Linked DNA regions of Homo sapiens: region 2 is linked to region 1. Evidence: read pairs that join two places in POLR2A ChIA-PET (ENCODE). Cell type or tissue: A673. All regions are shown on one strand.

Region 1 (4,000 bases):
TGCGGCAAGCCGAGATCGCACCACTGCACTCCAACCTGGGCTACAGAGCGGGACTACATTTAAAAAAAAAAAAAAAAAAAACTATCACAAAAAAACTCATAAAGGCCACAACCCTGCACAAAGGCAACTGCAACCTTACACAAAAAAATACTTCTGCAAGGACATCTGCCCAGTAACTTCATGTCCAACCTCAGACTGGCATCACTCTTGTCACTGATCTTTATAGCCAAACATAATTGATTTAAAACAATGATGTAATCTTCCTCATTTTTCCTTTAAAAATCTGTCTTGGCCGGGCGCGGTGGCTCATGCCTGTAATCCCAGCACTTTGGGAGGCCCAGGTGGGAGGATCACGAGGTCAGGAGATCGAGACCATCCTGGCTAACACGGTGAAACCCTGTCTCTACTAAAAATACAAAAAATTAGCTGGGCATGGTGGCGGGCGCCTATAGTCCCAGCTACTCGGGAGGCTGAGGCAGGAGAATGGCGTGAACCCGGGAGGCGGAGCTTGCCATAAACTGAGATCTCGCCACTGCACTCCAGCCTGCGCGACAGAGCGAGACTCTTGTCTTAAAAAAAAAAAAAAAAAAAGCTATGTCTTCCTTTACCTCCCTGAATATGCACATAGTTTACTACGGTATGCATATTCCCATTATAATGCCCATTCCTGAATAAATACTGCTTTCTTTCAGAGGGACTGTCTTTTACTTAGGTTGACAGAACCATCTGTATGTAAAAGATGAATTTAGAACCTTATTTCTCACCATACACAGAAATTAATTCAAAATAGATGATAAAATCTAACTGTTAGAGTTAAAACTATAAAACTTCTAGAAAGCAGAAAAATCTCAAGATCTTGGATTAGGCAGAGTTCTTACATAAGACAACAAAAGTATAATCTATAAAAGAAAAAATTTAGAAACCACACTTCATCAAAATTTAAACTAATTACACTTTAAAAGATCTTAATCGCCTTTTTTTTTTTTTTTTTTTTTTTGAGACAGAGTCTCGCTCTGTTGCCCAGGCTGGAGTGCAGTGGTGCGATCTCGGCTCACTGCAATCTCTGCCTCCCGGGTTCAAGCGATTCTCTGTCTCAGCCTCCTAAGTAGCTGGGGCTACAGGTGCACACCACCACACCCGGCTAATTTTTGTATTTTTAGTAGAGATGGGGTTTCACCATGTTGGCCAGGCTGGTCTCGAATGCCTGACCTCATGATCCACCAGCCTCAGTGTCCCAAAGTGCTGGGATTACAGGTGTGAGCCACCACGCCCAGCCACCAATTTTTTAAGCAATGAAAAGACCAGCAACAGACTGTAAAGAAATATTGGCAGATCATGTATCTACTAAAAAACTTACATCCAGAATATATTTCTAAAAAAAAAAACTTCTTATAACTCAATAAGTCAAACAACCCAATTATATTACATTACATTATATTATATTATATTATATTAATTATATTATATTATATTTTTTTGAGACAGAGCCTTGCTCTGTTGCCCAGGCTGCAGTGCAGTGTTGCAATCTCAGCTCACTGCAACCTCCGCCTCCCAGGTTTATGCAGTTCTCCTACCTCAGCCTTCTGAGTAGCTGAGATTACAGGCATGCGCCACCACCTCCGGCTAATTTTTGTATTTTTAGTAGAGACAGGGTTTTACCATGCTGACCAGGCTGGTCTCGAACTCCTGACCTCAGGTGATCCACCCACCTCAGCCTCCCAAAGTGCTGGGGTTACAGGCATGAGCCACCGCACCCAGCCCAAACAACCCAATTTTAAAAGGAGCAAAAGATCTGAATAGTGATGTCATCAAAAAAGATGGGTCAGACACGGTGGCTCATGCTTGTAATCCCAGCACTTTGGCAGGCCAACGCAGGAGGATTGCTTGAGCCCAGGGGTTCAAGAGTAGCCTGGGCAATGCAGTGAGACCCCCATCGCTACAAAAAATAAAAATAAAAAATTAACCGGGCATGGTGGTATGCACCTGCATTCCCCATTCCCAACTACTCAGGAGGCTGAGGTAGGGGGACTGCTTGAGCCCAGGAGGTCAAGGCTACAGTGAGCTCTGGTCGCACCACTGCACTCCAGCCAGCCCATTTATGCCAAGTGTTCCATTTTTGGAATGCTAAGCTTGTGGGAATTATTAATATCCTACTGCTCAAGGTCATCGCCAAGGTCTGCTTTTTCACAAAAAAAAATTGCAACTTCGGGCATAAATGGGTTAAGAAAAAAGATACATGAAAAGATGCTCAATACTATGAGTCATAAGGAAAATTAAAATTAAAATCACAATGACTCCACTAAACAGTACACAGAGAAAAAAACAAAAAAAAAAACACAACAAATTAACAAAATCAGGCCGGGCATGGTGGCTCACGCCTGTAATCCTAGCACTTTGGGAGGCCAAGGCAGGAGGACTGCCTGAGCTCAGGATTCGAGACCAGCCTGGGCAACATGGTGAAACCCCGTCTCCACTAAAAAGACAAAAAATCAGCTGGGCATAGTTGTGCTCGGCTGTAATCCCAGCTACTCGGGAGGCTGAGGCAGAAGAATTGCTTGAACCCAGGAGAGAGAGGTTGCAGTGAGCTGAGATTGCACTACTGCACTCCAGCCTGGGCGACAGAGTGACTCAAAAACAAACAAATTCATATCCATTAGAACAGCTATAATTAAAAAAGAAATACAATAATAAGTGTTGGCAAAGATGTGAAGAAAACTAGAACTCTCAAACATTGCTGTTAGCAATATAAGACGTTATGGCCACTTTGGGAAAACAGTTTGGCAGTGTCCTAAAAAGCTAAACGTATGATGCTGTAATTCTACTCCTAGATAGCTAACCAAGAGAAACAAAACCATATGTCCACATAAAGACTTGTACTCAAATGTTTGAGTATTATTTAAAGAGTCAACAACTGGAAATAATCGAAACACCTATATATACTGGTCAACAGCTAAAGTGTGTTACAGTAATCTCCCCTTACCTACAGCTTTACTTTGCAGTTTCAGTTACCCACAGTCAAACATGGTCTGAAAATGATAAATGGAAAATTTCAGAAATAATCTACGTTTTAAATTGAGTGCCATTCTGAGCAGCATGATGAAACCTCATACCATGCCCCTCTGCCTCGGCCATGAATCATCCCTTTATCCACCATATTCACGCTGTCTACACTACCTGCTCATTAGTCACTTAGTGGCCATCTCAGCTATCAGATCAACTAGTATCTTAGTGCTAGTAACCCTTATTTTACTTAACAATGGCTCAAACACTCAAGAGTAATGAGGATGACAACTGGATATGCCAAAAAGAAGCTGTAAAATACTTATTTTAAGTGAAAAAGTGAAAGTTCTCAATTTAACAAGAAAAAAACTTTATGCTGTTTGCTAACACCTACAGTAAGAAATCTTCTATGAAATTGTGAATAGCATATTGTTGTAACTATTCTATTGTATTGTTTTTAATCTCTTATTATGTCTGATTAACAAGTTAAACTTTATCCTAGGTATACAGATACAGAAAAAAATAATATATGGTTCAATACTACCTGAGATTTCAGGCATCCACTGGGGGTCTTGGAATGTATCCCACACAGATAACGGGGGGGGGGGGGGGGGGGGGGGCTATCATATACCTATACAAAGAAATACTATTCCAAAGTAAAAAGGGACAAAAAACTGATAAACGCTACAATATGAATGAATCCCAAAAACATTATGCTAAGTGAAAGAAGCCAGATACAAAAGACTACATATTGTACAATTCCACTTATACAAAATATCCAGTAAAAGCAAATGGATTAAGACAAAACCAATCAGTGATTGCCTGAGGCTGGGGGTGGGAATAAGGGTTAACTGCAAACAGGCTGGAGGGAATTTTGGAGGCAATGGAAATGTTCGAAAACTAGCTCAAGGTGATAGATAGTTTCACGATCTATATATTTACTAAAAATTATTGAATTATATACTCAAAATGGATAATTTTTTTGGTATCAGGTAAGTCA
Region 2 (4,000 bases), 920 kb before region 1:
ATGAAACCCCAGTAAGTTCCAAAGAATCAACATTGTGTAAACTATACACTCTTACTATAAACATGCAACAAAATTAGAAATTAATAGTTATAAAACTAATAAAATAAATCTTATATGTCTGGAAATTAAAAATCATACTACCAGCTGCGTGCAGTAGCTCATGCCTATAATCCCAGCATGAGGCTGAGGCAGGAGAATCGCTTGAGCCTGGGAGGCAGAGGTTATAGTGAGCTGAGATTGTGACACAGGGGGACTCTGTCTCAAAAAAAAAAAAAAAAAAAACATACTACCAACTTATCTTTAAATTAGAAAATAGGCCCTGAGAAAAAATTCACAAAATACTTAAAACTGAATAACAATGAAAACCATATGTTCAAATTTGTTAGAGTAGATTAAAGAAAACTTAAAGGAAAACTTAAAGCTTCAAGATACATTCATCAGAAAATAAAAGAGGAAATGAGCTCAATATTCAACAGAAAAATTTAAGTAAAAACAATATAGTCAAAGAAGAAAAAAAGATAACTACAGAAATAAAAAAATTAAGAACAAAAGGGGAATAGAAAACATTCCCAATTGGAAAATCTAATTATTTAGAAAGAATAATAATTTAGATACAGGTTTGGCAAATGTAAGCAATAAAAAATTCGGAAATATATTAAATGTGAGTTTAAAAAAAGAGAAAATATCTTAGAGAGCTAAAGAGAATTTTTAAATAATAAAGGAGTACAGTGATCTACTATATGGAAAATAATGTGAAACTCAGAATAAAATGGACACATTTCTGGAAAATGAATCGATTCTATTACGTCATTAGAAAAAACAGAAAAACTGAATGGAATGGCAACTATTTATGGTGCTAATCAAGGATATCCCTGGCTCAAAAAAATAAAACCAAACAAAACTAGGTTCTACTTGTGTTACAGGTAAGGCCTACCACATTTTTATGAAATAAATAATCTCCTCCTTAGAGAAATTATTTCAGAAAGTGAAAACAGGAGGAAAAACTGCCAGACTCATTTTTGTGAGTTTAGTGCAGACATTGGCCTACTTCCTGTAAAAGGCCAAGTAGTAAATATTTTAGACTTTAAGGCTACCCATTGTCTCTGTCCATGTTCTGTGTATCTGTGTGTTTGTGTGTGTGTGTGTGTGTGTGTGTTACAGCCCTTTAAAAATATAAACATTTTTCTTAGCTCCTGTGTAGTTCGCCAACTCTTTGTTTAGCAATATCTTAACTGCAAATAAGGCATTACAAGGTCAGTGCAATGGGCTAATGACAGGAAGTTTTATAAATAAAGTTTTATTAGAACATAGCCATGCCCACTCATTTATATATTTTCTATGGCTGCTTTCATATTACAACAGTAGAGTTGAGTAACTGCAAAAGAGACTGAATGGCCTGCCAAATAAGAAATGTTTATAATTTGCCTCTTTACAGAAAAAGTTCGCTGACTCTGGCTTAAGAGAAGATACAGGAATTGACTATTTATTTCCACTTTGATGTTCTCTCTTACTAGTAACTCTCTTTGCATATTCAGTGCTTGCTATTCCTACAAGATAGGAGTTAAAACAAAAAAACTGTGAAGCAAAAACTATTATGAAGAGAGTCATTGTACAGATAAAATATCTTTATGCATCTAAGAACACAGCACAAAATATGTGAAGCACATACAATAAAATAACAAAGAAAATTTGATAAGCAAATGTTGAAAATTCAACACACTTCTCTCAATATTAAATCAATAGGAAAAAAATATTATCAATTGTAGGTGATAGTTGATGTTCTATAGAGATTTTCTCATATCACTTTTCTTATTTCTGGGTATTTGTTCCTTAGCTTCTGTTTTTGCTTAAAAAGGCATACCTGCGACTCTCCTCAGAGGACGGCGCTTAGATTAACGGAGCCACTTTTCCCATGGGGGCAGAGAGTAGGGATGCCTGGGAGTTTACATCCCTTATGGAATGTTAACAGATGTTAACCGATCACTCCTTGATTTGAGAATATGACAGTCCAACATACTTGCCTTTAGTTGAGACAATCTCCGGAGTTATTTTCCCAAGCTGCAGGATCAGGCTAGGCGTTTACCTGAAATTTTAGCTTTCTTTGTCTTTCCCGTCCGTGTTCTGCTTCCTGCACTCCCTCCACAGTATTCATAGAAGCATTTCCTTATTTTGTGGTATTTTTTTTTTTTAGAGAACTTGAATTAAGACAGTTGATATTGAACGTAGTCTAGAGTGCAGACTCAAAAAAATCTGTAGTTTACTGACTCACCTGCCAAATGGCAGTAACGAGCCCAACTCAAGTGACCAGCAGAGTATGGATAGCTGCTGTCAGGCTGCTGTATTGCAGTTACTAAGACTTTCACCTGGGATGAACTGGGATAGGGTACAGTTGAATAGGGATGAACTGCTTTGTGCATCCTCTAGTATTTGGGAATATTACAGTACTCTTCTTAATCTTAGAGATAAGATAAAGAAATATATTGTCACCTCTATCATTTATCATTTTCTATGCATTAACTGCTAGAATTAGACAAGAAAAGGCATGAAGAAGGAAAAAAAGAGCACAAAAACTCATTATTTTATGATTAATTACCTGGAAAAAATAAAACATTCAACAACAACAACAACAAAAATCTCTCCTACAATGAATTAAACCATTTTAAGATAATGTTTACAAATAAATAAATTTCCAAATCAGTACACTTTGTATATACAAACAAGTTACATGAAATATTGAAAGACGTCATACCATTTACAATAGCAACAAAGAATTTAAAAGCTAAGAATAAAATTAACAAGACATTTGTAAATTGTATATTTTTTAAAAACAGCTTGACCAGATAGAAAGATATGTCATGCTTTTTTTTTTTTTTTTTGCGACGGAGTCTTGCTCTGTCGCCCAGGCTGGAGTGCAGTGGCGTGATCTCGGCTCACTGCAAGCTCCGCCTCCTGGGTTCACGCCATTCTCCCGCCTCAGGCTCCTGAGTAGCTGGGACTACAGGCGCCTGCCACCACGCCCGGCTAATTTTTTGCATTTTTAGTAGAGACGGGATTTCACCATGTTAGCCAGGATGGTCTCGATCTCCTGACCTCGTGATCCGCCCGCCTCAGCCTCCCAAAGTGCTTGGATTACAGGCGTGAACCACCGTGCCTGGCCTGTAAATTGTATATTTTTTTAAAAACAGCTTGACCAGATAGAAAGATATGTCATGCTTTTAGATAGGAATACTAATAACATAAGTTGTCAATTTTTTAAGTTAATTTACAAATGGAACATAATACAAATAAACATGCCAAGAACATTTTTAACTAGGAAAAGTAATTCTACAATTATATGAAAATATTAACTTTTCGTGACTAAAAAACAAAGATTGAGAAAATACAAGGTCATCAAAATATACTACGATTTTTCAGTAATTAAAACCCGGTGGTGCAGGTACATTAAAAACAGAATCTAAAGACCAGAAATTGGCCCAAATAAATTTGGAATTTTATCTAACGATAAAAGTATCATCTCAAACCAGAGGGAAAAATATGAACTATTTAAAAATGATGTGAGGCTTGGTTATACACCATGGACTACTACGCAGCTGTATAAAAAAGAACAAAATCATGTCCTTTGTAGAAACACGGATGCAGCTGGAGGCCATTATTTTAAGCAAATTAATGCAGAAACAGAAAAGTAAATACCACATGTTCTCACTTATAAGTGGAAGCTAAACACTGAGTACACATAGACATAAAGATGGGAACAACAGGTACGGGGGACTACTTTAGAGAAGAGGGACGGAGGAGATGGGGACTGAAAAGCTACCCATTGGCTACTATCGGTGACAGTTACTACCTGGGTGACAGGATCATTAATACCCCCAACACCAGCATCACAATATACCCATAATTTACCCATGTAGTAAACATGCACATGTGCCCCCTGAATCTAAAACAAAAGCTAAAATTATTTTTTAATAAATGAAGTGGGGAAACCTACATAAACTGTTAG

What was found. Peaks named below come from ENCODE experiments on the same cell type or tissue, not always from the same donor. Only the 100,000 strongest peaks of a DNase experiment are listed, where the experiment ranks them.
Region 2: POLR2A ChIA-PET joins it to region 1 with 6 read pairs; 2 of 35 experiments call an interaction of 5 or more read pairs at or near these places.

Annotation. Positions count from the first base shown.
Region 1 is chr4:139,169,286-139,173,285 of GRCh38, forward strand. All of the region lies in intron 1 of ELF2 (E74 like ETS transcription factor 2), which reads right to left. Among named protein-coding and RNA genes, the nearest start is that of ELF2, 5.9 kb to the right of the region's middle. In A673, no CTCF peak of the experiment used is centred here; no DNase peak of the experiment used is centred here; H3K4me3 peaks cover 563 bases; H3K27ac peaks cover 718 bases.
Region 2 is chr4:138,247,007-138,251,006 of GRCh38, forward strand. No RefSeq gene overlaps it. Among named protein-coding and RNA genes, the nearest start is that of SLC7A11, 6.7 kb to the left of the region's middle. In A673, no CTCF peak of the experiment used is centred here; no DNase peak of the experiment used is centred here.